Linked DNA regions of Homo sapiens: all the other regions are linked to region 4. A link is a contact called in ENCODE Hi-C or POLR2A ChIA-PET data. All regions are on one chromosome and are shown on one strand. The core of a region is the stretch at or near the end of the contact, and the rest is flanking DNA. Distances in the headings are between cores, read along the strand shown. Region 1 overlaps SCAP (SREBF chaperone). Region 2 holds the start of IP6K2 (inositol hexakisphosphate kinase 2). Region 3 holds the start of PRKAR2A (protein kinase cAMP-dependent type II regulatory subunit alpha). Region 4 holds the start of CDC25A (cell division cycle 25A). Region 5 holds the start of ARIH2 (ariadne RBR E3 ubiquitin protein ligase 2). Region 6 overlaps ARIH2 (ariadne RBR E3 ubiquitin protein ligase 2). Region 7 holds the start of SCAP (SREBF chaperone).

Region 1 (4,073 bases), core at 1,548-4,047, 770 kb after region 4:
TCACCAAGTCTGTGGTCTCAACCCCGGTAGACCTGGAGGTGAAGCTGCGGATCGCCCAAGGTAACGCAGTGGGAGAGTTGGGCAGAGGGCTGCAGGAGGGGCTGGAATGGGGCCTGTTCCTCTTGCTGTTAACGCTCTGTGAGCAAACAGAGCCCTTGAAATGTCCCTTGCTCTTGCCTCCGGCATAATATGCAGTGGGCCACTGGGCCCTGGCAGCTCTTGAGTGTGTGCCCTGGGGAGCCATGGGGCCATTGGACTGTACTTCGTCCTGGTTCATGTGTCAGTAAGAAAGTAAACCAGGCTGGGTGCCATGGCTCACACCTGTAATCCCAGCACTTTGGGAGGCTGAGGCAGGTGGATCACTTGAGCCCAGGAGTTCAAGACCAGCCTGGGCAACATGGTGAAACCCCATGTCTACAAAAGATAGAAAAATTAGCAGGGCATATTGGCATGCACCTGTGGTCCCACCTACTCAAGAGGCTGAGGTGGGAGGATTGCTTGAGCCTGGGAGGTCAAAGCTGCAGTGAGCCGTGATCACACCACTGCACTTCAGTGTGGGTGGGGCTTGTGTTTGGTGGTGGCTTTCTGTCTGGGGAGTTTAGCGCCTAGTATTTTCTCTTACTGCCTCACTCCAGCACACTAGGCCCAAGCCCCGGGGGCTGGCCATTTCAGAGACGCTGCCTTCACGGCTGCCAGAAAAGCTCCCTCTGGCCCTGCTGGTAGAAACTGGGGATCTGGGGTTCTAGGGAAAATGAGAAAAGGGAGAGCCTGGCCTTGGAGGCCTGGTCACTTGAGCCTCTTCTTCCTCGTCACCCCATGTCTGTGAGGAATGGGGCTGTAGGCAGCCGTCCATTCATCCAGACCTCTGTGAGCCTCTGTGATAAGCCAGGCCCTGTGCTGGATATGGAGTTAGGAAGAGATGGGGCGAAATTGTCCTTACCCAGTAAGAGCACAGAGCCTTAGACATGCGACAGTGTGATAGCGTGGGATCAGGGCTCACTACAGGAAGGGGCTTGAGGAAGAACGCAGCCAGGTCCTCTACCCGCCGAGTGCTTCTGCCATGTGGTTGATGGGCACACTGTCATGCTGGCCCGTGCAGACCAGACAAGAACCACATGCGGAGGTTGGATGTGGTTGTTGTGGGTGGCACTTGGCTTTCCTTGTGGATTTTCTCATCTCCACACTCTGCTTCTTCCCTCTTTTGATGATTATAGCTCTCCTCTGCACCCTCCAGGCTGTGAACACCCGTTCCCCGTAGCAGCTGTGTGGTGGTGATGGCCCCTTAAAGTCTGGGCATTAGCAGGACCCTGAGGGTTGGGGTGCTTTGGTGGAATGGCTCCTTCAAAGGGCTGGGGGGCCTTGCCATGCCTCTGCCACTCCGAGGCCCATGAGGTTGTGTGAGTCATGTCGCAGAGTGGCCATGTGTTGCCCTGTGCCCTGTTGCTGCCCTCTGCAGGCCTAAGCAGCGAGAGCTGGTCCATCATGAAGAACATGGCCACGGAGCTGGGCATCATCCTCATCGGCTACTTCACCCTAGTGCCCGCCATCCAGGTAAGGCCCCAAGGCCTGCCACCTGGATGAGCATGGAAGCAACTGCTGTGCTCCCCAGCTGTGCAGCCATGGGCAGGGTGCTCCCCTCTTCAGCACAGGCATCCTTGCTTCTGAGGTGGGACCTCTTTGCCTGGCAAGCAGATCACTACAGCACCCAGATGGCCCCTGGCATGCCTGGCTCAGAAGTGCTCAGCAAACCCTGGCTGGGTTCCCAGATTGAGCACCTAGCCAGGCAGACTCTGCCCTTGACCCTGTCTTCCTACCCCTCCCTGCCTGCTTCCCTTTCAGCCAAGTGGCAGGAGGAGGCTGCAAGGGCATGGCAGGAGCTGGGGACTGGCTGTGCAGTTTGTCACACCTGTTTCCCATTTTTGAGGGAGAAGCACCGTGGGGTTCCTAGACCCTTCCTCCGGTCTCCTCCCTTGGCCCTGGCCTGTGCCGCAGTCGCCAGACGCATGGCCTTGCCTGGCCTGACCAGTGGGAGGGCCACCACCCATTGCCCAGAGTGACCCTGCTCTTGGCAAAGTGCCCTCACTCAGCTGTGGGCTGTGAGCAGAGGTGGAGGTGGCCCTGCACTGAGCTGGAACCCCAGACTGATGCCAGCCATTCCAGAAGGAGTTGCAGGAAGGGGAGGATGCCATCTTTTCTCGCCCGTCTTTCCCCCAGGGCTGGCAGGCCAGCTGAGGGATGGGGGTGAGCAGAGAACAGATGGGCTGTGGGCTGCTTCTCCTGGAAAAACAGTAGTATCTGCAGGATAGGGTACAGTCTTGGGACGTTAGAGCTGAGACAACCACTGTGCCACTATCTGCACTCCATGGTCTTACCCCAGATCGGAGTAGCACTGTGGTGATGTGCTAGAGGTCTCAACACCGACATCTCAGAAAATTTTGTCTGCTGACAGAGCTTGGGGAGCAGAGAGCTCACCCTTTTTCAGTTTTAGAGAATTAATCCCTCTCTCTCTCTCTTCATTGTTCCGGGGCAGTTGCTGGCTGGGAACCTTTCTGAGAGCCCCTGAATCAGGCCTGGGCTCTAGCTGGGTTGGTGATGCATGAGCAGGGCGGGGGCTCAGTGGGGAAGGACTTTTTGGGGAGCAGGCTGGTGGGGCTTAGAGGTTTCCGGGTTGGATCAGGCCTTCAGTCCCCTCTAGAGGGACCGGAAGATTCAGGGAAGGTACTTCCCCTTCCCTTTCAGCCCTTTCTGAAGAAAGTGTGAGGGTTTCTTCTGCCCCCTGGTGGAGACGGGGTGAGCTGCTGCTGGTATGTGAGCTGAGGACCAACCAGCATCTCTCATCTCTGCTGTGCCCTGCCTGCTGCTGCCCTGCCGGTTATGAGGTGGCTGCAGTCCGGGTACTGCTCCTCTTGGGCTGGGACAGTGAGGTCACGGCACCCCCCCATCCCCATGTGCTCTGATTCCAGGAGTTCTGTCTCTTTGCTGTCGTGGGGCTGGTGTCTGACTTCTTCCTTCAGATGCTGTTTTTCACCACTGTCCTGTCCATTGACATTCGCCGGATGGAGGTAGGAGTGGGCTGAGCCCTGCCCTGCCCGCCTCCTCAGCCCTGGCTGTACTGAGGGAGTCCTGGGTGAGAAGGGTGTAGACCTCGGGCAGGACAGCGGTCCTGTGCGAGCAGCCTCTGGATGGTGGACTCAGGCCCTGACCACTGTGCCCCCAACAGCTAGCAGACCTGAACAAGCGACTGCCCCCTGAGGCCTGCCTGCCCTCAGCCAAGCCAGTGGGACAGCCAACGCGCTACGAGCGGCAGCTGGCTGTGAGGCCGTCCACACCCCACACCATCACGTTGCAGCCGTCTTCCTTCCGAAACCTGCGGCTCCCCAAGAGGCTGCGTGTTGTCTACTTCCTGGCCCGCACCCGCCTGGCACAGCGCCTCATCATGGTACCTGCCACCCCTGCCCTGCCCTGCCCTCTTCTGGAGGGCCGGTGCTCCAGGCCCCTTGTGGTGCTGCACTTGGCCTTAGAGTGGCAAAGGGTATTCCTCAGGCCCTGGTGGCCCCTGGAAGCCTGGCTCTGGGGAGTTGCCCGTTGTGTCCTCCCTGCCCAGACCCTAGTGGCTTCTGAGGAGATAAGCCTGTGGGAGAAGCAGCTCCAGGGTTCTCAGGTACAGGAGCCATCCTCTCCCCAGAGTGGCCCAGGACAGGAGCCTGTTAGTTGAGTGCTCTGGGATGGACCCACTTGTGGCCACCACATTGCCCTGGGTCGGGTTCATCGGCCGCTGCATGGTGTGCAGACACTGGAAAGTGCTGGGCAAAATCATTCACCAGCCGGGCTGGGCTGGCCTTGGGGCAGCAGTGCCTCTTCCAGGGAGCTGAACTGAGATGGGAGGAAGGCTGAGGCCCCCTGGGACTAGGACCTCTGGGGGACTCTGGAGCAGGTCAGGTTGCTGGCCCTCTGACCGTAGGAATGGTAGCAGCTTTCTGGCTCCAGCTGAGGTGGAGCTTAGGGGTGGGGACATTCTGTGTCAAACCTCAGGGTGCTTCAGTGTATTTCCAGGCCAAGAAACTCAGCCCCTA
Region 2 (4,092 bases), core at 1,198-3,697, 530 kb before region 4:
ACTTTTGCTTGGTTCCTTTTCTCCATTGTAGTCACTCTGCCTATAATTATGTTATTTGTTCTTTTACTGTCTGTTGCCTCTCACCCACCTCCGGACAAATAAATCATTTGAATTCTTGCTGTGTTTATTCACGCTGCATCCCTGGTGTCTAATCTAAGTCAGACCTTGATAAGCACTTGTGAAAGGAATGGAAGAGTGAATTAATGCTAGGGCGGCCCCAAGGTGGTAACTGCTATGAAGCGGCCGGGTACGGTGCCTAATGCCTGTTATCCCAGCACTTTGGGAGGTCAAGGAGTGTGTATCACTTGAGGCCAAGAGTTTGAGACCAGCCTGGCCTGGATAACATGGTGAAACCCCGTCTCTATTGAAGAATAGAAAAATTAGCCGGGTGTGGTGGCACACGCCTGTAATCCCAGCTACTTGGGAGGCTGAGGCATGAGAATCGCTTCAACCCTGGAAGCGGAGGTTGCAATGTCATAGCACTGCAGCCTGGGTGACAGAGCAAGATTATGTCTCAAAAAAAAAAAATTCTGAGAAGGTGGTAACTGCTATGGAAACATATAGAGCCAGGATGAGGGGATAAAGGTGGTACTGAGTGCTGGGGGCAGAGTGGGGCAGGTTACAGTCTGAAATGAGGGGCTCTGAGAGCTGGGGTGCAGCTCTTTGGAAATCTGTGCAATCCAGGCATGGGAACAACCATAACTCATACACTGTGCAGGAGAGTGCATGGGGTGTGATGTGTGAGGAACACTGGGAGATTGAGCAGCAAGGCCAAAAGCTGGCCGGGGAGATACAGTCGGGGGGGTGATAGGGAATTATGAAGGTCCTGATGTCTCTGGTTTTCCCTTGGGGAGGAAGTACTCCAGGGTTCTGAGCAGGGAATGGGAGGATCTGACTCATGTATTCACAGGCTGATGTGTGCAGAACAGACTGAAGGCATCAGGGGCAGCAAGAGGAGACCAGGAGGCAGCTGTGACATTGCACTCAAGAGAAATGGTGGCAGTTTGGACTCAGTGAAAGGTATGGAGGTGGCAAGAAGTGATTTCATTCTGGGTAGATGATGCTGATGGAGACAGCAGACCTTCCTGGTGCACTGAATATAGATGGGAAAGAGAGTAGTCAAGGGGTACTTTGAGGTGTTTGACTTGAGCAATAAGAAGGGCTGAGATGCTATCACTCAATTTGGGGAAAGTGGGGTGAAGTAGGTTTGGCGGATGAGCCAGTGTTAGGGTAGCACAAGTTGCGTTTGAGATGCCAGCAACTGGAAGTCAGAGTGCAGATGTCTAGTTGACAGTGGGACTAGTGAATCTGCCACTCAGGAAGGGTCTGGACTGGACAAACACTTTTAGGAGTGATTGACATGTAGGTGGCATTTGAAGTCATGAGCCTGGATAAGATTTTGGAAGAGTGAGTGTAGACAAAGAGAAAACACACAGATGAGAAACTGGTGAGACTGGAGGAAACCAGGAGGACATGGAGCCCTGGAAACCACATGCTAAGGTGAGAGGAGCTGCTCACAGAAGTCTCTCCTATCCACTGTTATAAGGTCAGGGATATTTATTTATTTTCCTTTTTTGTTCACTGCTGTATTTCCAATACCGAGTGTAAGTGCTTAATAAATACTTGTTGAATTAAAAAGTGTATGAGTGAATTTACACCTTTGCAAATGCCCAGTACACAGGGCTGCAACATTGTTCTCCTTTACAGAAAGAGCAGAGATCAGGTAGGAGGCTCTGCCCATTCTCAGTGGCACTAACCCTCTCCTTTGCCTTTCACAGCTATGCTGACATTCACTCAGGTGAGAGCCCTTCTGTCCAACACAGGCCCAAGACAAATGAGCCTCAGACAAGCCCTGTGGTGTGGTGCTTGGTGGGAGCTGGGTTGGGCACTGGGTCATCCACCAGTCCCCAGAAAACTCTATGGCCACTTCTCTGTCCACCCTTCCATATCTAATAATCTGTCTGTCTGTATCTATAACCATTTCTTTGTCCACCGTCTACAGGCACTCTTTTGTCCCTCTTTCCGTCTATTCACATCCAGTCTTCTGTCCATCTGCTAGAGTGACCAACTTCCCAGTTTGTAGTGGACTGTCTCTGTGTTAGCATTGAAATTCCTGCATCCTGCGAAATCGCTCACTACTGAACAAACCAAGACTGTTGGTCAATCCATCTGTTTCCCAGGTATCCTGCTGTCCATCGGCCCGCAGCTAGTCTATCCACCCAACCGCCCGTCAGACCTCCGGCCCACCCTCCCAGACGGAGGACAATGCTCCGCCCTCTCTGGCCCCGCCCCCAGTCACCGCCTTTTCCGGAAGCTGCTGCAGCGAATCCTGGCACCCTAGCAACAGCGCCTTTCAGGCTGTCCAGTCCGCGTGCGCAGCTCCTAGGACGAGCCAATAGTGAGGGGCACCGGGAGCGAGGTGCAGGGGGCGGGGCTCGGCCTGGCCGCAGCCATTTTGGTGCGAGAGAAACAATAGGACGGAAACGCCGAGGAACCCGGCTGAGGCGGCAGGTAAAGCTCGCGTCCTATGGCCCTAGTGCCCGAGGAGCTTTGAGGGAGATTTTTTCAGGCTACTGGGAAACGGGATCTCTGATCATTGGAGTCTCCCAGGTTATTTGGGAAAGACTTCTTCCGTGGTCATTGTGGGGGAAATCTCCCGGGGTCCCTGTGGATTCGATTTCCCTGGGTCATTTGGGAGGAGGGTTTTTCTTCTGATCATTGGGGGAGGGATTTCCGTGGTTTTGGGGGTCCAGCATCCTCCCCGGTCATTGGAGGGGGTCTCCCGGGTTTGGGGGAGGGCAGGATCTTTCCTGGTCATTGAGATCTCCCCGGGTCTTGGGAAGCGCAAGATCTACGGTGTCATTGAGGGGTCTCCCCAGGTCATTGGCGGCCACGATCTCCCCAGATATTTGGCGGGTGGAGGGGTCTTCCCGGATCTTTGGATAGGGAGTCAGCTCAGCGCCTCAGGTACTGTTACCTGGGGTCGGCAGATGTGCAGCCATTTTGAGTGTTGAATGCCATTTGGGCCCGTCAGATGGTGTTCGATGAGGGAATCTACACACTTAACCTTATTATAGAAAAAATGCCTTTAAATGGATAAGAGGACACCTTTATAGTGATATTTCCACTCTTTACGTTTGATTACAGACCGCTTTTGTCTTTTGCATCCTAATGGCTTATTTCATTTTAGGATTGTATTCGTTCTCATATATCAACTAAGCTACACTAGCAGAAAAGTGAGTGAAAATAAAATGTAGAAACCAGTAAAATCCAGTGCTCTTAAATACCAGGGAAAACAGAACTAGTCACTGCTTGGAATTAAACATTTCCGTAGCAGAATGTACACAGAACAAAAAATCATCTTGAATAGTTTTAAGAAAAAGTACTGGCACTTTGGAACGTGGTAACAAAAATGTTGTAGATCATCGGTTCTATGATATTTTTAATAGAGGACCATGATTACAGTAATTTTGTTGAATTCTAGTGTTTAAAATGTTTGCTGTATTTGCAGTTGTAGCCAGGTAATATTTTAAGTGAACTAAGATGCTTATTTATATAGGTTGTTGCTGTGGGGTTTGTATAATTGCATCGTGTAACTTGGGTGTTAAGTATTTAAAGAGAAGCTTCAGGGTGTTGTTTTAACTTTAGCCACTATCAGAGTTAGAAAGGGCCAAATGAATACTTTATCACATTTGACATAATAGGCAAATTGATGGCCTAGTAACTTTTTTTTTTTTTGAGAAAAAGTTAAACTGTTAACTGTCATTTAAAATTTTTTTTCTATTTTCTGTGGTCTTGTCTGACATTGTCATTTCGATAGATTTACCTGCTTTGTGACTTTAGAATTCACAGGCATTGTTAGAAATCAAATGGAGAATCACTTGAGCCCAGCAGTTCAAGATCAACCTGGGCAACATAGCAACACCCTGTCTCTACAAAAAAAAAAAAAAAAAGAGAGAGAGAGAAAGAAATGAAATGGATAAGAACACTGACTAGAGTTAATACAATTGTAGAAACTAGCTTTTTGTTTGTTTGGTTTGTTTTTTATGCAGGGCCTGGGTAGGGAGGGAGCAAGGCAGGGACCTGGGAGAT
Region 3 (3,935 bases), core at 1,203-3,702, 660 kb before region 4:
ACCTGGGAGGTGGAGGTTGCAGTGAGCCGAGATCGCGTCACTGCACTCCAGCCTGGGCAACAGAGTAAGACTGTGTCTCAAAAAAACAAACAGGCCAGGCGTGGTGGCTCACGCCTGTAATCCCAGCACTTTGGGAGGCCAAGGCAGGCGGATCATGAGGTCAGGAAATCCAGACCATCCTGGCTAACATGGTGAAACCCCGTCTCTACTAAAAAATACAAAAAATTAGCTGGGCATGGTGGCGCACGCCTGTAGTCCCAGCTACTCTGGAGGCTGAGGCAGGAGAATGGCATGAACCCGGGAGGTGGAGCTTGCAATGGGCCGAGATCATGCCACTGCACTCCAGCCTGGGCAACAGAGCAAGACTCCATCTCAAAAACAAACCCAAACAAACAAAATGGCCAGGTGCAGTGCCTCACGCCTGTAATCCCAGAACTTTGGGAGGCTAAGGCGGGCAGATCCCTAGGTCAGGAGTTCGAGACCATCCTGGCCAACATGGCAAAACCCCGTCTCTACTGAAAATACAAAAATTAACTGGGCATGGTGGCAGGTGCCTATAATCCCAGCTACACAGGAGGCTGATGCAGGAGAATTGCTTGAACCTGGGAGGTGGAGGTTGCAGTGAGCTGAGATCGTGCCATTGCACTCCACCTTGGGCGACAAAAGGAAGACTCCATCTAAAAGAAAAAAAAAAAGCCAGGTGCGGTGGCTCACGCCTGTAATCCCAGCACTTTGGGAGGCTGAGGCGGGTGGATCACGAGGTCAAGAGATTGAGACCATCCTGGCCAACATGGAGAAACCCCATCTCTACTAAAAATAGAAAAAATTTGCTGGGTGTGGTGGTGCACGCCTGTAGTACCAGCTACTTGGGAGGCTGAGACAGGAGAATCGCTTGAACCTGGGAGGCAGAGCTTGCAGTGAGCAGAGGTCATGCCATTGCACTCCAGCCTGGGCGACAGAGTGAGACTCCTCTCAAAAAAAAATAGGGGCCTGGCAGAACGGTCGCCCTCATTCCTTCCAGATGCCTTTTGAATGCTCTGCTGGATGGGTGGTTGGCTGAGCCGTGGGGCATCTGAGAACAAGTCAGTAGACCTTCTCCAAGAGTATGCAATAAGGACTGAGCAGGAAAAAAGTTGGAGACTGCCTGTCCCCTCACAAAGTTGATGGTCTAACATTCTTCTCAGGGTCAAGAAACTTGTCCAGGGAGACACTGCTGTTTATAATCACAGGCCTGCTTAGCCTAGAACCTGGGCTGGCCTCTTCATCAGTGGGGATGAGGGCTCCTTGCTCCCAGCTGCTCAGCTCCCAGCAGCATTGAGCTCCTGGGTGTGTGCCAAGCCTGTATGGGAGGTGATAGGGAGGATTTTAATTAATACTGAGTAATTACCAGGCGGTGTTTAAGCATCCCAAATGCCCTCAGGTTCCCAAACCTACAGCTACTCTCTTCCTGGCTAGGCCTGTAAGGAGAGGGGGACTCTGCTCTATGCCCAGTGGGCCTTTGGTTAGCACGTAGGCTGTAGACTGGACATCCCAGGAAGGTCTCCACCTTTTTCAATACCCTTCCAGTTTGGTAGGAGGAGGAGGGCAATTTGGGAAATAGTCTGGCCTCTACAGTTCACCTATACCATCTTCCCAGGGGCAAAGGATAACAATGCCTGTGGTCTGCTCAACTTCATCAAGCAGTGTTGACCTAGGGCCCAGTGTAGAATGTGGGGAGAGGAATGGGCAGACCTAGATCTGGGGACCCTGGTGAAAGTGCTCCAGGAGGAACAGGCACAGAGGTCTTTGCTGCTTTTGGCCTTATTTCCCTTTCTCACTGTACACATTTGGCTGAGTGAACTCTTTCAAATTTATTTTTCTGTCTGTGGCTCTCAAATTATGATCTCATTCAAACGCCTACTTCCTACAAGGCCTTACCCGTTTGACATCTCAGAGACCTGACAGACTCCTGAGTTATTCCACCATTCCACCTGGCAGCCAAGGTGGTCTTGACTCCACCAGGCCTTTGCTCTTGTTGTATGTTCAGATGGCTTTCCTCCAGATCTTCCCCTGGGCGGGTCCTGCTCAGGCCTCGGGGCTAGCTTGAATGTCACGCCGGAAAGTGAGCCCTCTCTTGCCCTTCATCACAGCAGAATCACACTGATGTGCTCGTATGCTTCTGCTTCTCGCTGTGTCTCTGGTGCTTAGTAAGTGCTGGCCAAAAAGAGGCTCTTGGCATCAGCTGAAAGAATAATTTAAAGGTCTTCAGGACCAGGCGAGAGGCACTAATCGGTCCCCTTCATGGGTAGACCGTTCATTACCTAATTCCCTGGATTCCCTCCGTGAGCTGGCATCAGGAACACTCCACTGTCTCGACCCCCCGACAGCCCGAGGGGGCGGGTCATCTAGTGGCGCAAGCGCACTGAGGGCCGGTGCTAAGCGGGGACGCGCACGCCCGCGGTGGCGTGCGTCACAACCAGGACGCCTGCCCCGCCCGTCCAGCTCGCCTGCCCGTCGGTCCCCGCGGCGGCGGCGGCTGCCCAGTGACAGCGGCGGCGGTGCCAGGTCGGCCGTGGTAGCGTAGGGTTGCGCGGCCCGGAAACGCAGAGCCGGCCAAAGAGCGGCGCGACGTGAGCCGGGGCCGTGCGCGAAGAGACCTCGCGGGCGCGGAGCGAAAGGCCGGCGTGAGTGAGCGCGGAGACAGTGGCCGCCGGCGGCCCAACCCGTCTATCCCTTCGGCCGCCGCCGGCATGAGCCACATCCAGATCCCGCCGGGGCTCACGGAGCTGCTGCAGGGCTACACGGTGGAGGTGCTGCGACAGCAGCCGCCTGACCTCGTCGAATTCGCAGTGGAGTACTTCACCCGCCTGCGCGAGGCCCGCGCCCCAGCCTCAGTCCTGCCCGCCGCCACCCCACGCCAGAGCCTGGGCCACCCCCCGCCAGAACCCGGCCCGGACCGTGTCGCCGACGCCAAAGGGGACAGCGAGTCGGAGGAGGACGAGGACTTGGAAGGTAGGCTGTGGGCGGGGCCCTGGGGAGTGGTGCAGGAGGTCTCCAGAGGTCTAGAGGGGTGGCAGGGAGCCAGGTGTCGCGCCGCAGCCAAGCCGACCGCAGGCTGGGATTGGGAGCTCTGTAGCCGCGTTTCTAGCGTTTCCCTGAGACACCGGCGTGAGCCCGCGTGCGCCACTTCCAAATTGAGCTCCGCGATCCTGCGAGCCCTAGAGCGCACCGAGTGATTTGTCAGATCCAGCCTTGAAGGAAACGTGCGCGCTGTCGGCCCTGCTAGAGGATCCCTCGCCTTTGCTTAAGACCCTTCACCAGTTTTGGCTTCGAAGACAACAGCGTTCTCATCCAGTGACTTGTGTTTAATTGATAGGACAGTAAGTTTGTTTGGAAATAATAATTTTTTTTGAAAAGTTACTGTGAAAACTTTTAAGCATAGACAAAAGAGGAAAGGTGAGATGAATCCCTATATGCCATCACCTACATTTAACAGTTGCGTTTGTCACAAAGTTTCATCCATACCTTTTTTCTTTCTTTGCCGAAGTGTATTAAAGCAAATCTCTCAGGTCATTTCACCTCTGCTTACTTGAGTTTGTATTTCTTCAAACATGGTCCCTGGGAATATTCCTATTTTTAAAAACTTGGCCAAAACGATTGAATCAAATTTGGTGAGAGTAAATAATTATCTTGCCGGCCGGGGCAGTGGGCCCCTATAGTCTATACCAGCTACTCTGGAGGCTGAGGAGGAAATATCGCTTGAATCCAAGAGTTCGAGACCAGCCTGGGCAAAATAGACACCCTACCTCATTTTTGAAAACGAAAAACCTGGCCGGGCGTGGTGGGTCACGCCTGTAGTCCCAGCACTTTGGGAGGCCGAGGCGGGTGGATCACCTGAGGTCAGGAGTTCGAGACCAGCCTGGCCAACATGGCGAAACCCCGTCTCTACTAAAAAT
Region 4 (3,791 bases), core at 737-3,236:
AACCTTGACCTTTAGTTTTAATCTCCTTTAGGACGTGCCCCCCACCGTACTGCCTTCCCCAGTCCCCGCCCCTCCTCTAGGTGCCCACCATCCCTCCACAAACCACAGCTATTGTCATGGTAATAATTCCATTATTAGAAGGAGCTTTATGCTCAGCGGACCAGAGCTCCCTGAGAGCAGGGATTGTGGTATTATTTCAAGCACTGAATTTGTTCTAGTAATCCTTAAATAAACATATGTTGAATGAATGAATGCAGTAACAGGAATGTTGAGCCAAGTTTTGTTTTTGTTTTTTGAGACGGAGTCTCGCTCTGTTGCCCAGGCTGGAGTGCAGTGGCTCGGTCTTGGCTCACTGCAAGCTCCGCCTCCCGAGTTCAGCCATTCTTCTGCCTCAGCCTCCCGAGTAGCTGGGACTACAGGCGCCCGCCACCACGCCCGGTAATTTTTTGTATTTTTAGTAGAGCCGGGGTTTCACCATGTTAGCCAGGATGGTCTCGATCTCCTGACCCCGTGATCCGCCCGCCTCGGTCTCCCAAAGTGCTGGGATTACAGGCGTGAGCCACCGCTCCCGGCCTGTTGAGCCAAGTATTAAACCACATAAAACACAGGAGGAGAGGAAAGTATTCAGAGATACGACAGGGAGAACTATTTGAAACAGTGGGACCACAGACCATGTGAACTGTGCAGAGAGGCCTAAATAGCCTGGGGTTTCTGGAGGGAAGGGAGGTTCCTGGGTGGTGGAGCACTGGTGCACAGAAAAGGAGATGAATCCTGAGAGAGAGGTTCCTCACTGTGAAGGGTCTGGTGTTGGGGCCAAAGGTTTGGGGTTTCCACCTGTCCAGCATGGCTTTTCAAACTGTAGGGTTTTTTTTTTTTGAGTGGGGGGCAGGGGGTGTCTCACTTTGTTGCCCAGGCTGGTCTCAAATTCGTGGGCTCAGGCAATCCTCCCACCTCGCCCTCCCAAAGTGCTGGGATGATAGGCGTGAGCCACTAAGCCCAGCAGTAGGTTGCAATTAAATCATGCACTTATGGCCCTCAAAATCCGTCTAGGAGCTGCCACAGGTTCGGCGCTGTAAAAGTAAATATGCCCACTTAGAAAATGGGGATAATTCCTATGTCACAGAGTTGTAAAGATTAAATGAATTAATACAGATTAACACACTGGGAACAGTGTCAAGTGCATAAGCATTATGTAAACTTTAGCTATTATTTGCTATTATTGTGTTTGCTGTTATTTCTCTCTAGGAGCTCCCAGGGGGCTAAGAAGTGGTGGGAAAGAAAGAAATGATTCTAAGAGCATCCAATAAGGGCTAGAATGGAAGTGAGCAAAAAATGCTGAGGCCCACAGCACAGGTTGTACTGCGGGGTTCAAATCCCATGAGGCCAGCAGCACCCAGGGTCTGTGAGCCCTCCAGAGTTGGGCCCTGGTGGTCGAGTCCAGTCCTGGGGGTCATTGCATTCCCTCCCTCATTATAAAATGGGGCCTGGAGGCCCGGGGCGGAAGAAAGGGGTCCACAATACTGCACGGTTAGAGGCCGAGCCAAGGCTGGATCCGGCCAGACCTCCACAGGTCTTCCTTAGCCTCCACATTGCCTCAGAGTGTGGGGCGCCCGGCTGGGGGCGAGGTAGCGGAGGCCCAAAGGGGGCCGAAGCTAACTGGACGGCAGCTCGCGATGGGAACTACGCTTCCCAGCATGCGACGGGGCAAAGGGGCCTTTCAGCCGCGAGCAGCGCCTCGCAGGTTCTGCTGGGAGTTTTCATTGACCTCTGCTCCCCCTCTCATTTTGATCCCCGCTCTTCTGCTCTGGGCTCCGCCCCCTTCTGAGAGCCGATGACCTGGCAGAGTCCCGCGAGCCGCTTTCTTCTTCCCCTCTCATTGGCCCAGCCTAGCTGCCATTCGGTTGAGAGGAGGAGAAGTTGCTTACTGATTGGTGGATTCCGTTTGGCGCCAACTAGGAAAGGGGGGCGGGGCAGCAGCTGGCCCCACTGAGCCGCTATTACCGCGAAAGGCCGGCCTGGCTGCGACAGCCTGGGTAAGAGGTGTAGGTCGGCTTGGTTTTCTGCTACCCGGAGCTGGGCAAGCGGGTGGGAGAACAGCGAAGACAGCGTGAGCCTGGGCCGTTGCCTCGAGGCTCTCGCCCGGCTTCTCTTGCCGACCCGCCACGTTTGTTTGGATTTAATCTTCAGGTTGCCGGCGCCCGCCCGCCCGCTGGCCTCGCGGTGTGAGAGGGAAGCACCCGTGCCTGTGGCTGGTGGCTGGCGCCTGGAGGGTCCGCACACCCGCCCGGCCGCGCCGCTTGCCCGCGGCAGCCGCGTCCCTGAACCGCGGAGTCGTGTTTGTGTTTGACCCGCGGGCGCCGGTGGCGCGCGGCCGAGGCCGGTGTCGGCGGGGCGGGGCGGTCGCGGCGGAGGCAGAGGAAGAGGGAGCGGGAGCTCTGCGAGGCCGGGCGCCGCCATGGAACTGGGCCCGGAGCCCCCGCACCGCCGCCGCCTGCTCTTCGCCTGCAGCCCCCCTCCCGCGTCGCAGCCCGTCGTGAAGGCGCTATTTGGCGCTTCAGCCGCCGGGGGACTGTCGCCTGTCACCAACCTGACCGTCACTATGGACCAGCTGCAGGGTCTGGGCAGGTAAGGAGAGACCGGCGGGCGGTGCTCCGGGCCCCTGGCCTCGGTGTCGGCCTCGGAGAGATCAGGCCAGGAAACGGACCGGGAGAAGGGCGAGACCCGTCCGTCCGGGTTCGCCGCTCGGGGACAGCCGGGCTAGGGCCTGCCATGTGCACCCCCGCCCGGGCGGAATGTTGGGCGGGAGAGGCCGTCGGGACCTTCCAGGGGAAGAGGTGGAGATCCTTGGGCCTAAGCCCGAGCCAGGCCCACCTTCACCCCTTTCGGATTGCTCCGTACTCTCCTTCTATCTCTATCCCTGGAAGCTCTTTGGAATCTACCCCCGCGGGGAAAATCAGGCTCTTCTAGGCACTCACTTTCACCCTTTGCTAAACCATCCTCAGGATCTTCGTTTGCTGTGATCTTTGTTCCTTCTCAACAAAGGACCATGGCATTTTCTTTCCTGGCGTTTATGTAAAATCATCTCAGTCCCTCGCCCTGTGCACATTCCTGATGTCCACTCTGCTGCTTTCCTAAGGCCAGGTCTTTTTACCCAACTTTCAGAAAGCTTCCTGGGCTTTTCCTGATAGCAAAAAATGCATCCCACGGTGTTTCCCGCGGAAGAGCTACTTTCCCTTCAATCTCTGGCATCCCGTTTGCTAAGCACATGTCTTGTGCGTTTCCCAACTTCTGAAAAGCAGAAAGTGTCCTGTTCAACTTTCATCCCGACTCTGTCTCAGTACTTAGAACACATGCTTTTATTTTAGGAAATACCCCAACATTTGCCATAGCCATCATAACCTGCAATGTGGTCCAAGGCCATGCCCACCCACTCCTTTTTTCTCCTTTGCCCAAGTGCTAATTGGGTGTTCAGAGTGGCAAAGTGGGATCTTTGCCACTTGTGGTGTGGCCTAGAAATGGTTTCTGGCAGCCTGGCTGCTTCTTAATCTCATGGCCTATCTCCTGCATGTGACCTTTTAATTATATCCTATAAATCATTCATGGTTTATTTCTGTTGGTTTCAGTGATTATGAGCAACCACTGGAGGTGAAGAACAACAGTAATCTGCAGAGAATGGGCTCCTCCGAGTCAACAGATTCAGGTATTTAAGTCTGCTGTGTGGGGAGCAATACTCTGAATTTCCTGAAACATGCCTTTTCACCCAGGAGGTTAGTTTTGGTGAGAACTTGAGG
Region 5 (3,999 bases), core at 1,279-3,778, 730 kb before region 4:
AAAAAAAAAAGAGAGAGAACTCCATTTCATACTAAATGTTCTAGGTGCAGATTTAAATGAAAATTTAATTTTTAATTATCTCAAAGTTAAATACCCAAATTCTACTTGAAAAAGTGGGCCGGGCACGGTGGCTCACGCCTGTGATCCCAACACTTTGGGAGGCTAAGGTGGCAGATCACAAGGTCAAGAGTTCGAGACCAGCCTAATCAACATGATGAAATCCTGTCTCTACTAAAAATACAAAAATTAGCTGGGCGTGGTAGCATGCGCCTATAATCCCAGCTACTCAGGAGGCTGAGGCAGGAGAATCGCTTGAACCCAGGAGGCGGAGGTTGCAGTGAGCCGAGATCGCGCCACTGCACTCCAGCCTGAGAGACAGAGCGGGACTCAAAAATAAAAATAAATAAATGAAAGAAAGAAAAAGTGCTGATCTTGTTCCAAGGGGACAATATTTCTTTTCTTTTCTTTCTTTTTTTTTTTTTTTGAGAGTCTTGCTGGAGTGCAGTGGCGCGATCTCGGCTCACTGGATTACAGGCGCCCGCCACCATGCCTGGCTAATTTTTTGTATTTTTAGTAGAGATGGGGTTTCACCGTGTTAGCCAGGATGGTCTCGATCTCCTGACCTCGTGATCCGCCCGCCTCGGCCTCCCAAAGTGAGGAGGATTATTTGAGTCCAGGAGATTGCAGCGAGCCATGATCACGCCACTGCCCTCCAACCAGCCTGGGTGTAATCCCAGCTGTAATCCCAGCTACTCGGGAGGCTAAGGCAGAACTGCTTGATCTGGGAGATGGAGGCTGCAGTGAACCGAGACTGCACCACTGCACTCCAGCCTGGGCAACACAGTGAGACTCCGTGTCAAAAAAAAAAAAAAAAAAAGAAATTGCTCACAGGCTTCTCACCAACCAAATATTTAGGTGGGGAAAACTCCAGGCTCCTCCAAAAAAAAAAGAGAGAGAACTCCATTTCATACTAAATGTTCTAGGTGCACATTTAAATGAAAATTTAATTTTTAATCATCTCAAAGTTAAATATCCGAATTCTACTTGAAAAAGTGGGCCGGGCACTTTTTCAAAAAAAATTTTTTTAAAGGTCATGCACAGTGGCTCACGCCTGTAATCCCAGCACTTTAGGAGGTCAAACCGGGAGGATAGCTTGAGCCCAGCAGTTCAAGACCAGCTTAGGCAACCTATTAAGATCACGTATCCACAAAAAATTTTACAAATTAGCCAGGTGTGGTGGTACGTGCCTGTGGTCCCAGCTACTTAGGAGGCTAAGAAAGGAGGATCACTTGAGCCCAGAAAGTCGGGGCTGCAGTTAGCTGTGATCGCCGCCACTGCACTCCAGCCTGGTGACAGCAACTTTGTCCCGCCCACCAAAAAAAAAAAAAAAAAAAATTTCCTCCAGAGCCAAAGTCACATGTTCAGGGGACCTAACAACCAACCATCCTGGGCTTGCCCACCACGCACAGAACACGTAAGTTTTAGTGAGTCTGAAGACGTTTACTCCAGATATGATCACTAGCGCTGAATTCAGGTCATTTACTAACTACACCTCCGAAGAAAAACGACTTGGCACAAAACTAGAAATCAGCAATTTCGTTTCAAAATCCTACACTTTGTATCTGTCTTTTCTAATACGGTGACCACTAGCCACATGTGGTTATTTAAATTTAATTACACTTAAAAAGTAAGTAAAATTTAAAATTTAGTTTCTCAGGTGCACTAGCCTACAGGTCAAATGCTTAACGGCCACGTGTGGCTAGTAGCTACCATGCTGAACAGCAAAGGTAAAGAACATGTCGCTATGACAGAAAGTTCTATGGGACCAGGCAATGAACAGTACTAAGGAGAAGTCATCCAAGAACGCGGCTGCCCAACCAGCTTCTGGCGAGGCGGCGGCACAGCTCCGGGGCCGCACATCCCTAGGGGCGCCGCGGGCTCCGGGATATTCGCGCGGACGCGGAGCCCGCGAGCTGGGGATACCCTCCACAGGCGGGCGTTAAACCGCGCGGGCAGCGCTGCGAGAGCTCCCAAAGATGACTCGAGTGGTGAGCCCCGAGGCGGCGCGTTTCCCCGCCGCGCCAGACAGGGAGAGAGGGCCTAGATGTGCCGGCGCCGGTTGGTCAGAGGCGGTGGCCTCTGACCTTTCCGAGAGCTGAGAAGGCGGCGGGAGGAAAAAAGGCAGACACACGCTGGGCGCCCGGCCGCTGACGGCGGGTAATGCTCGGACAACGTGCCGGCGACGGGGAGCGCCCGGGCCTCCCGGGCGACGGCGAAGGCGGAGTCCCGGCCCGGCCAGGGAGGCGCGCGGAGAGGCCCCCCCAGCGGCCAGCCAAGGTAAACAAGGCCGTGACGTGCGCCGCGCACTTACCGGGAGCTGCGGCCTCGCGGCCGCTGAGCCCGAACAAGCCAGACCGGGTCAGGCCGGGCCAGAGGGACCGGATTGGGGCGAAGCGGCAGCGGAGGCGGCGGGCCGACGCCGGTCAAGCCCGCGCTGCTTCCTCCAGAAGAGTCGTCCCCACAGCTCCGGAAGTGCTTGGCGCCGTTGCGTCACTTCCGGATCGGGGTCGACCCACGGTCGCTCGGGTCGCGACAGGCTCCCGGCTAGAGGGCCTGTTTAGCGCCGCCTCCTTGAAACTTAGCGCTCTGACCCAGAGTCTGACCAGGGTACGGCAGGCGCCGACCGCGTCTGGAGCCACTATTCGCCTACCAGCGTCTCCCGTCGAGATGTTTTTAACCAGCGCGTTTCTCACCGGCTTCTCATTTCACTGTTTGTACTCCGGGATCGGGCACGGAGAAGACATCCTGGCGTCAGTGGAGCAGATAACCATTGTTTCTCGGCCGCTATCTGGTCAGAGGGGAGCTGGGCCGGGAAATTCTGCCTACACCCCGAGGCGGTCGCAGGGTGGCCCCAGAGCCGCAACCACACCAGGCTTTCGCTTCCCCTGCCGAGGCCTCGTTCGCCGCGCAGTTCTCCGACTTACGGTCACCGTGCAAGATTGCATCTTAACTGCCTTGCTTGCAGTTTCTTTTCACAGTATAGGAGTTGTCATCATGACTTCCAGTTACCTTCTGGGACCGGTTGTCAAATGATGTGGCTAGAGACGGAGGCTCACTCAGATTGTTGCTGCACCACAATGGAAATGCCAGTATGAAGCCGCTGATGTTAGGAAGGCTCCAGGTTGTGCAATTCCATAGACAACAAATCAAATCATTTCCAACCATACTGGAGTCGCGTATATACATATTCAAGACACCTGTGCAGGCCGGGCGCGGTGGCTCAAGCCTGTAATCCCAGCACTTTGGGAGGCCGAGGCGAGTGGATCACGAGGTCAGGAGATCGAGACCATCCTGGCTAACACGGTGAAACCCCGTCTGTACTAAAAGTACAAAAAAATTAGCCGGACGTGGTGGCGGGCGCCTGTAGTCCCAGCTACTCGGGAGGCTGAGGCAGGAGAATGGCGTGAACCCGGGAGGCGGAGCTTGCAGTGAGTCGAGATGGCGCCACTGCACTCCAGCCTGGGCGACAGAGCGAGACTCTGTCTCAAAATAAAATAAAATAAAATAAAAAATAAAACAAATAAAGACACCTGTGCTGGCTGGTCGCTGTGGCTCATGCCTGTAATCCCTGCACTTTGGGAAGCCGAGGTGGGAGGATCGCTTGAGCCCAAGAATTTGATGTAGTGAGACCCCCCTCCTTTCTACAAAAAAATTAAAAATTAGCTGGGCGAGGTGGCACACACCTGTGCATCCCAGCTACTCAGGGGGCTGAGGTGATATAGGATCGCTTGAGCCGAGGAGGTCGAGGCTGCAGAGTGCCAAGATCGCACCACTGCAGTCCAGCATCGGTGATAGAAGGAGACCCTGTCTCAAAACAACAATAACAAACCATACAATGTAGAAAGCCATTAAAAATCATGCCGCGTGGCCGGGCACCGTGGCTCACGCCTGTAATCCCAGCACGTTGGGAGGCCGGAGCCGGCAGATCACGAGGTCAGG
Region 6 (3,961 bases), core at 303-2,802, 760 kb before region 4:
TCCTGACCTTGTGATCCGCCTGCCTCGGCCTCCCAAAGTGCTCGGATTACAGGCGTGAGCCACCAAGCCCGGCCTTTTCTTTTTTTTGCGACAAAGTCTCGCTCCTGTCCCCACGCTGGAATGCAATGGCGCGATCTTGGTTCACTGCAACCTCCGCCTCCCAGGTTCAAGCGATTCTCCTGTCTCGGCCTCCCAAGTAGCGGTGATTACAGGCACCTGCCACCACTCCCGGCTAATTTTTGTATTTTAGTAGAGAGTGTTTCACCATGTTGGCCAGGCTGGTCTCAAACTCCAGACCTCAGGTGATCCACCCGCTTCGGCCTCCCAAAGTGCTGGGATTACAGGTGTGAGCCACCACGCCCAGCCAAAACATTTTTTTTTTAATTAGCTGGGCATGGTGGCATGTGCCTGTAGTCCCAGCTACTCAGGAGGCTAAGGTAGGAGGATCGCTTGAGCCCAGGAGGTAGAGGCTGCAGTGAGCCATGATCACGCCACTACGCTCCAGCCGGGGTGACTCAGCAAGACACTGTTTCAAGAAAATGAATAATGGCTGGGCGTGGTGGCTCACACCTGTAATCCCAGCACTTTGGGAGGCCAGGTGGGCGGATCATGAGATCAGGAGATCGAGACCATCCTGGCTGACACGGTGAAACCCCGTCTCTACTAAAAATACAAATAATTAGCCGGGCGTTGTGAGGCACCTGTAGTTCCAGCTACTCAGGAGGCTGAGGCAGGAGAATGGCGTGAACCCGGGAGGCGGAGCTTGCAGTGAGCCGAGGTCGCACCACTGCCCTCCAGCCTGGGAGACAGAGCGAGACTCCGTCTAAAATAAAAAATAAAAAAAAGAAAATGAATAATCATGTTTAATAACTATAATACTTTTCAAAGCTTATGGGGTCTAACTGCCAAAATCATAAATTAAAAATTCACAGATTATTCCTGATTTTAATTCAGTTTGGCTCATAATTTGATAAGATGTTGATTTCAATTGATGAATTTCAATCTACTCAGAATTGCTGGCCAGGCGCGGTGGCTTACACCTGTAATGCCAGCACTTTGGGAGGCCGAGGCGGGCAGGTCACCTGAGGTCGGGAGTTTGAGATCAGCCTGGCCAACATAGTGAAACCCTGTCTCTACTAAAAATATAAAAATTAGCCGGGCATAGTGGTGGGCACCTGTAATCCCAGCTACTTGGGAAGCTGAAGTATGAGAATCGGTTGAACTCGAGAAGCAGAGGTTGCAGTGAGCCAAGATCGCGCCACTGCACTCTAGCTTGGGTGACAAGAACGAGACTGCGTTTAAAAAAAAAAAAATTGCTGACAGTAGAAATACTAAGATATTCTTTCTTTATGCACATATACCAGGCAATATAAACTCCCTTGTTGCCAAATTCAAACATTTCTCATACCTTATCTTGCTGACAGAAATCAGACACTTAACTTCCTTCTGCCTTAATGACCCCCTCTTGATCTCTATGATGTCTTTTGCAGCACCTGTTCAGGTACTCTGTGCTCTTCCTCTTGTATCCCCATCTTGCCAGTGGGGGGCACCACATTCCCACTCCTCTCAAGGTAGGACTGTTGGCCTTTTCCTCCACGTCTCACTCTTCCTTAACCACTTTACCCTCTCCCATCATCACCACTCCAGTGTCCAATCTCTAGTTCTTCCTCTCCTCAGCACTCCCATCAGAAGGGCCTCACTCACATGGAAAGGCATCTTAATGTATATCCCTTCCACTCCATCATCCTCAGGATGAGCTTCCTGACACCCTTATGCAACAGTAATAATAACACAATTCTTGCAGATCCCTTAACTCTTGCCAGGATCAGTTCCTACCTTGTTTAAAACCCATCACTGCTCTCCAGTATTGACAGGACAAACTTTATATGCCTTAGTAGAAGAGAGTCTTCAGGACCCATCACCTAATTCCTCCCCACAGCAATTCACTGAATGATTCCAGAACCCCCATATGTTTCTCTTAACTGTCAGCTACCAATAATGCCCTTCTTTGTAGCATACATTTAGAAATTAAAGAACATACTTCTATAGAACCCCTGTGTCAAAGCAGGAATCAAAAGAGAAATTAGAAAATGTTTTGAACTGAATAACAAAAATACTACATAATTTGTGAGATGCAGCTAATATAATGCCTACACAAAAATTTAAAACTATAAATGTATATATTAAAAAAGGTCCAAAAATCAATGACATAAAGATCTAACCTAAGACGCTAGAAAAATTTAGTCACTGCCGTGTATTACAGCTAAAAAAGGGAAGCTAGAAAAAGATGACTAAGTTAAAACGAAGTAAAAAGAAGAAAATAGTAACAATTAAAAAGAGAAAGAAATAAAATCCAAGTAACAGCAAAAATTAACGAAGTCTAAAAATGGATTCTTTAAAAATATCAACAAAGTTGATAAAACAGAACAATTAGGAAAAAAGAGAAAACAAATTATCCATAACAGAGGTAGAAGATGGACCACCCCCTACAATTCTTATAGACATTAAAGGGAAAATAAGAAAATGTTATGAATAACCTAATTCTAATAAAATTGACATCTTAAATGAAATTAACATGTTCTTTGAAGAATACTTACCAACAATGACACAAAATGAAAAAGAAAAACTGAGCAGCTCTTTATATAGTAAAGACATTGAAGTCATGATCGAAACCCTTCCCACCAAGTTCCAGGCCCAGGGATTTTACTGATGAATTCTATCAACACTAATTTTACATAAACACTTTTACAAACTAGAGAAGAAAGGGACATTTCTTCCAAACTCATTTTATGAGGTTAGCATAACCATGATAAAACATAACCAAGAAAAAAAACCCCAATATTCCACAGACATAGACACAAAAATCCTTAATTTAAAAATTTGCCATTGCACTGAAGCCTGGACAAGAGTGAAACTCCACAGGGGGAAAAAAAACACTAATAAATGAATTTATGAATTTACTAAGGTAAAAAAAATACAAAGTTGGCCTGGTACACTGGCTCACGCTTGTAATCCCAGCACTTTCAGAGGCTAAGGCAGGCAAATCACTTGAGCCCAGGAGTTCAAGACCAGCCAAGGCAACATGGCAAAACCCTGTCTCTACAAAAAGTACAAAAAATTAGCTGGGCATGGTGACATGAACCTGTTGTCCCATCTACCTGGGAGGCTGAGGTAGAAGGATCACTTGAACCTGGGAGGTTGAGGTTGCAGTGAACCATGATAGCTCTACTGCACTCCAGCCTGGGTGACAGGGCAAGACACTGTCACAAAATAAAAATTAAAAAAAAAAAAAAAAAGAAGAAGAAAGAAAATACAAAGTCAATATATACAAAAACCAAATGTTAGAATTCAAAGAAAGAGCCATAAAAGTATTTCTATATAGCAGCAAATTGAAAAATTAAGTGGGTGAATTTTAATAATTTATTTTATTTAACCTAATATATCTGAAATTGTATTATTTCAACATGTAACACATAAAAAAGCATTGATAATCTATTTTTATCCTTTGTTTCATTCTAAGTCCAGTCTGTATTTTAGACTTACGGCACATCTCAATTCAAACTGACTGTATTTCAAATGAGCAATGGCCACACATAGCTACCATACCGGGCAGCACAGCTACAGATTTTGAACACAACAATCAAAACCAATCAAAATGAAAATCCCAATCAAAATCACAAGCTTTTTAATAAAATTAATAGTTGATTGCAAAATCTGTAGAAATGTAAAGGATCCAGAATATCCAAAGCAATCTTGAAAGAAAAGAGCAAAGTTGAAAGACTTACACCATCTGACTTCAAGACTTACTATAAAGCTACATACGGTAATCAAGACAGTGGAGATACTGGACTTCATCAAAATTAAGCTTTTACTCAACAGACATCATTTAGAAAATGGAAAAGTAGGAAGCAGAACTAGATGGAGTAAAAAAAGGAAAAAAAGAAAATGGAATAGACAGACC
Region 7 (3,944 bases), core at 324-2,823, 710 kb after region 4:
CTGCAAGCTCTGCCCCCCGGGTTCATGCCATTCTCCTGCTTCAGCCTCCCGAGTAGCTGGGACTACAGGCACCTGCCACCACGCCCGGCTAATTTTTTTTTTGTTTGTTTTGTATTTTTAGTAGAGATGGGGTTCCACCGTGTTAGCCAGGATGGTTTCGATCTCCTGACCTCATGATCTGCCCGTGTTGGCCTCCCAAAGTGCTGGGATTACAGGCGTGAGCCACCGCGCCCAGCGAATACTTTCTTTATAGGATCAAAATTCCCATATTAAGCCAAAAGACAATGCTGAAAATGTCATAACCCTGAAAGTCACTTTGGGCCAAGGCCCACTGTCCCCATTGTTACTTTCATTGTGACAATAGTGTGGTGGGCAAGGAGGGAGGCCAGAGTCCGGTGGGAACTGGGTTTTAGGAGGAGGTATCTGAAGAATGTGTAGTGGGTCGGGGGCTGGTGCGGTCAGAAGGGCCACCTCTAATTTCTGCCTTGCATTGGTGACTAGATCTGCACTTTCTGGAACTCCCAGAGAAGTTTGCTGGTGCCTTTGAGGGCAGGTACAGGGCCTGCCTTATCCAGGTAGCCCTGGGGTGGGTGCGGGTGTCTCGGGCAGTAGGCAGGGGCTGAGGGGAGGCTTACCTCTGACACAAGACCTGGGTACAGCAAGGGCATGCAGTAGCATGATCAAAGTCCCCCCAGAGTGGTCCGGGCAGCGTCTCTAGTTGGGCCAGAGCTGGGCAGGTGGGGACCTGTGTTTCCCTCGAGGGGAGGCAGCCTCCCCTTCCCCTTCTGTGAGGCCCTGTAACAAGACCTACCTCGGATTTTCAGGAGGGCCAAATGCGAGGACATGTACAATACCAGCTCCGCAACTGACACCTAGTAAACAGTGAACGTAGCTGTTGCTATTATAACAAATACCTGTTCCCTGTGGAAAATGGTTAAATGTCAACTTATGCTTTTAAATGTCTATAGGGAAACTAGTTTTATGGACATTATTTATTCTTCTCATCTGCATTTGCAGTGTATCTCGGCCCAGCTGCTTCTAATTTTTTGCCATTATAAAACAGGGAACATGAGCATCTTGTGCAGGGTGGGTTTTTTGTTTTTTGTCTCACTGTGGCCTCGACCTCCCGGGCTCAGGTGATCCTCCTACCTCAGCCTCCTGAGTAGCTGGGACCACAGGTGCGCGCCACCACAGCCGGCTAATTAATTTTACTTGTGGAGACGGAGGTCTCCTACGTTGCCCAAGTTGGTCTCTAACTCCTCGGCTCAAGCGATCTTCGCGCCTTGGACTCCCACAGTGTTGGGATTACAACCGCGAGCCACCGTGCCCGGCTTTCTGCAAGTTCTTGATGACCGATGAGAGCCGGTGGGCCCAAACCCGGCGGGCCCTAACCCGGCTTCACGCTCCGCCCGGCCCGGCCCGGCCCGGCCGTCCATACTTCCCTCCGGTGTCCACCAGAGGGCGAACGGGAGACGCGAATGTGGTTCGACTACGCATGCGCACGCCGCTGGGCGCACGTGCGGAGGGCGGCGGGGCGGGAGGGTAAAGGTAGGAGGTGAGAGGTGAAGGGGCGGGCACCCGGCGGCCAGGAGAGAGAGGGAGGGCGCCACGCACCGGACTGCGGGCCGAGAGCGCGCACGCCGCGCTCCGCCCCTGCTGCCGCCCCCGTCGCCGCCGCCGCCGCCGCCGCAGCTTGGGAGGTGCTGCCACCACAGGTACCGTCACGCGGGTGCTCAGGGCGCCTGCCCGCGGGCCCCAGCTCGACCCCAGCCGCGTGGAGCTGGGAGTTCCGGAATGGGGGCCGCTAGGTTCGGGGGTGCGTGGGCATGGCGCTGTCCAGCAGCCGTGCGGGCCGGCCCTGGAGACCGCAGGCCGGCAAGGAGGCAGGGCCGCGCGTCCCCACCCCCAACCCGGCCGTGTCCCTGCACCGGCCGGCCCCTGGAGCTCCGCGTCCCCACCAGACCTCCGCGGGCCCCTGGTGTGACGGGGGGAGATGCGCGGCGTCGCATCCCCTGGCCTAGTTGCTCCGGGAAGCTGTTGTAGAACCTGCTTTGGTGCTGTTTGGGTTTTCCGGAGTGCGGGGGAGAGCAGGTTCTCCACTTTGCCTCTTTTGGAAGATCTTATTGAGAGACAACGCTAGTTGCTTTGCTGGTTTTGCTTGGTTTCTAGTTTTCCGTATTGCTTAAACCTCAACTTTGCTCACTAATGTTGCTTCTGTTTACTTCTGAGTGGGTTTATGACCTCAGTATTTAACCGGCTTATAATGTCACGATAGCGTTAGTTGCAGGGAGCCCTGGCTCCGGACTGTTTGAATCACAGAAAGTTGTGCAGATGGGAATGCGGAGGGGGGGGCAGTGAGTCGCTGTGGGGGCTCTGGCAGGGGTCAGCCCCTGGTTCGGGTCACTCACTGCTCCACCTTGTATGGCGACAGTCGGAGCTAGGTGAATAAACTCTTTCTGGGGATTTTGTAATACTTATCGTGAAGCGGCCATAGAAAAGGTTTAATGTTAGCGTTGCGTGTGTTTCTTTTATTTGGCCAAAAATTTGTGGAGTTTGGTTATGCCGTGTCTTTATTGGTTTGCTGTCAGGTCAGGATATTGAGCAAAAGACTGACGCTTTTATTAGGGAGTCAGGGTCGAGGGTGTCTAGTTAGTGCTGTATCCATTTTAGGTGTTCCTCAGTGATGCCTAAAGACTTGTTTTTTGTTTGTTTGTTTGGAGACAGGGTCTCACTCTGTCTCCCAGGCTGGAGTGCAGTGGCGCGATCTCGGCTCACTGCAGCCTTGATTTCCTGGGCTCAGGTGATCCTCCCACCTCAGCCTCCCCAGTAGCTGGGACAGCAGGTGTGTGCCACCACGCCCGGCTAATTTTTGTATTTTTTTGTAGAGATGGGGGTCTTGCTGTGTTGCCCAGGCTGGTCTTTAACTCCTGGGCTCAAGCATTATACAAGCCTTGGCCTCCCAAAGTGTTGGTATTACAGGCGTGAACCACCGTGCCCGGCCAAGACCTGTATCTTTTAAAATGTGTGTTAATATAGTTTACATTTTAGGTGTTTTACACATTTGCAGTATTCCCACTGAGCACATGATGTAAAAAACACTATATAAATATATTTAACACTGTATAAATATATTTCCATATTTATTCTTTTGGTCATAAATTGAAATGGAAAGAATTAGGCTTTTTAAATTTATTATGAACTGATCTGATGTTTGAATGCTCTCTCTTTTCTTTCTTTCTTTTTTTTTTTGAGATGGAGTCTCGCTCTGTCGCCCAGGCTGGAGTGCAGTGGCGCCATCTCGGCTCACTGCACCCTCCGCCTGCCGGGTTCAAGCGATTCTCCTGCCTCAGCCTCCCAAGTAGCTGGGACTACAGGCGCCCGCCACCATGCCCGGCTACTTTTTTGTATTTTTAGTAGAGACGGGGTTTCACCGTGTTAGCCAGGATCGTCTCTATCTCCTGACCTCATGATCCGTCCGCTTCGGCCTCCCAAAGTGCTGGGATTACAGGCGTGAGCCACCGCGCCTGGCTTGAATGCTCTCTCTTTTCTTTTGCTGTTGCGGCAAAAACGCCCCCTCTCTAGAGATCTCCGTGGACTTTATAATCACTGGTTTGGGGCCCTTCCCCCGTTCCCTCAGTCACTGTCATTAGGTGGGTAAAAAGTTTACTACAAGTTTATTACTAGAAAAATGGAGGCATATGCGATTCAGGAATTAAATAAACTAAAAAAGGAAAGAAAAAGTGTGCCTGTGGGCTTCACTGCAGGTATGTATATTAACATTTGGTGGTAGACTTTAGGGATGTTTTCTCTCTCAGAATCTAGCCATGCATGTGAATGTGCCTCAGGGATCCTGGAATGACAGGTTCATGTGCTGTTTGCTTACTCTCACCATTGGTGGTTGCCAGTGTTTTACCGGCTCTGACAGGTACTTCATATACAGTTTG

Evidence for each region. A loop is a pair of places that touch in the nucleus more often than their neighbours do. ChIA-PET counts read pairs that join two places held with the same protein, here RNA polymerase II (POLR2A). Pooled maps may share reads with other maps.
Region 1: a pooled map shows a loop between it and region 4 (8-fold over the local background). The contact joins the enhancer-like site here to the promoter of CDC25A in region 4. A Hi-C loop is called at or near these places in 6 of 50 pooled maps. POLR2A ChIA-PET finds 5 or more read pairs at or near these places in 2 of 52 experiments (activated CD4-positive, alpha-beta T cell and activated T-cell).
Region 2: a map of CD8-positive, alpha-beta T cell shows a loop between it and region 4 (29-fold over the local background). The contact joins the promoter of IP6K2 here to the promoter of CDC25A in region 4. A Hi-C loop is called at or near these places in 1 of 168 maps with a recorded cell type or tissue (CD8-positive, alpha-beta T cell), 2 of 37 single-sample maps with no recorded cell type and 9 of 50 pooled maps. POLR2A ChIA-PET finds 5 or more read pairs at or near these places in 3 of 52 experiments (WTC11, activated T-cell and endothelial cell of umbilical vein).
Region 3: a pooled map shows a loop between it and region 4 (10-fold over the local background). The contact joins the promoter of PRKAR2A here to the promoter of CDC25A in region 4. A Hi-C loop is called at or near these places in 1 of 37 single-sample maps with no recorded cell type and 6 of 50 pooled maps. POLR2A ChIA-PET finds 5 or more read pairs at or near these places in 2 of 52 experiments (SK-N-SH and naive thymus-derived CD4-positive, alpha-beta T cell).
Region 5: a loop to region 4 is called in a map of naive thymus-derived CD4-positive, alpha-beta T cell, with 12 times the contacts of the local background. The contact joins the promoter of ARIH2 here to the promoter of CDC25A in region 4. A Hi-C loop is called at or near these places in 1 of 168 maps with a recorded cell type or tissue (naive thymus-derived CD4-positive, alpha-beta T cell), 2 of 37 single-sample maps with no recorded cell type and 9 of 50 pooled maps. POLR2A ChIA-PET finds 5 or more read pairs at or near these places in 1 of 52 experiments (H1).
Region 6: a loop to region 4 is called in a pooled map, with 2.4 times the contacts of the local background. The contact joins the enhancer-like site here to the promoter of CDC25A in region 4. A Hi-C loop is called at or near these places in 1 of 50 pooled maps. POLR2A ChIA-PET finds 5 or more read pairs at or near these places in 2 of 52 experiments (CD4-positive, alpha-beta T cell and IMR-90).
Region 7: a map of naive thymus-derived CD4-positive, alpha-beta T cell shows a loop between it and region 4 (17-fold over the local background). The contact joins the promoter of SCAP here to the promoter of CDC25A in region 4. A Hi-C loop is called at or near these places in 1 of 168 maps with a recorded cell type or tissue (naive thymus-derived CD4-positive, alpha-beta T cell), 1 of 37 single-sample maps with no recorded cell type and 8 of 50 pooled maps.

Annotation. Positions count from the first base shown.
Region 1 is chr3:47,419,920-47,423,992 of GRCh38, reverse strand. SCAP (SREBF chaperone) reads left to right here. Exons shown (of 23, transcript NM_012235.4): 9 at 1-60; 10 at 1,457-1,551; 11 at 2,964-3,062; 12 at 3,221-3,439. Among named protein-coding and RNA genes, the nearest start is that of PTPN23-DT, 40 kb to the right of the region's middle. RefSeq lists an enhancer at 2,432-2,481. Within about 2 kb of position 2,797, at least 22 of the 41 ENCODE cell types and tissues checked have a DNase peak (open chromatin) inside an H3K27ac peak, as active enhancers do.
Region 2 is chr3:48,715,576-48,719,667 of GRCh38, reverse strand. IP6K2 (inositol hexakisphosphate kinase 2) reads left to right here and starts at 2,447. Exons shown (of 6, transcript NM_016291.4): 1 at 2,447-2,511.
Region 3 is chr3:48,846,391-48,850,325 of GRCh38, reverse strand. It overlaps PRKAR2A (protein kinase cAMP-dependent type II regulatory subunit alpha), which reads left to right and starts at 2,452. Exons shown (of 11, transcript NM_004157.4): 1 at 2,452-2,991. The coding sequence starts at 2,730. It overlaps PRKAR2A-AS1 (PRKAR2A antisense RNA 1), which reads right to left and starts at 2,389. Exons shown (of 3, transcript NR_109997.1): 1 at 2,301-2,389; 2 at 1,918-2,221; 3 at 1-1,339. RefSeq lists a silencer at 2,310-2,639.
Region 4 is chr3:48,186,612-48,190,402 of GRCh38, reverse strand. It overlaps CDC25A (cell division cycle 25A), which reads left to right and starts at 1,986. Exons shown (of 15, transcript NM_001789.3): 1 at 1,986-2,625; 2 at 3,624-3,700. The coding sequence starts at 2,456. RefSeq lists a silencer at 2,320-2,529 and an enhancer at 2,273-2,901.
Region 5 is chr3:48,917,371-48,921,369 of GRCh38, reverse strand. It overlaps ARIH2 (ariadne RBR E3 ubiquitin protein ligase 2), which reads right to left and starts at 2,528. Exons shown (of 16, transcript NM_006321.4): 1 at 2,372-2,528. It overlaps ARIH2OS (ARIH2 opposite strand lncRNA), which reads left to right and starts at 1,985. Exons shown (of 1, transcript NR_161301.1): 1 at 1,985-3,582. RefSeq lists enhancers at 1,398-2,148, 2,149-2,900, 2,626-3,095, 2,901-3,651 and silencers at 2,206-2,285, 2,356-2,455.
Region 6 is chr3:48,950,287-48,954,247 of GRCh38, reverse strand. The region is part of intron 3 of ARIH2 (ariadne RBR E3 ubiquitin protein ligase 2); the gene reads right to left. Among named protein-coding and RNA genes, the nearest start is that of ARIH2OS, 33 kb to the right of the region's middle. Within about 2 kb of position 1,552, at least 2 of the 41 ENCODE cell types and tissues checked have a DNase peak (open chromatin) inside an H3K27ac peak, as active enhancers do.
Region 7 is chr3:47,473,570-47,477,513 of GRCh38, reverse strand. It overlaps SCAP (SREBF chaperone), which reads left to right and starts at 1,573. Exons shown (of 23, transcript NM_012235.4): 1 at 1,573-1,715. LOC105377073 (a long non-coding RNA gene) reads right to left here and starts at 1,569. Exons shown (of 3, transcript XR_940821.3): 1 at 1,150-1,569; 2 at 812-872. RefSeq lists a silencer at 1,486-2,025.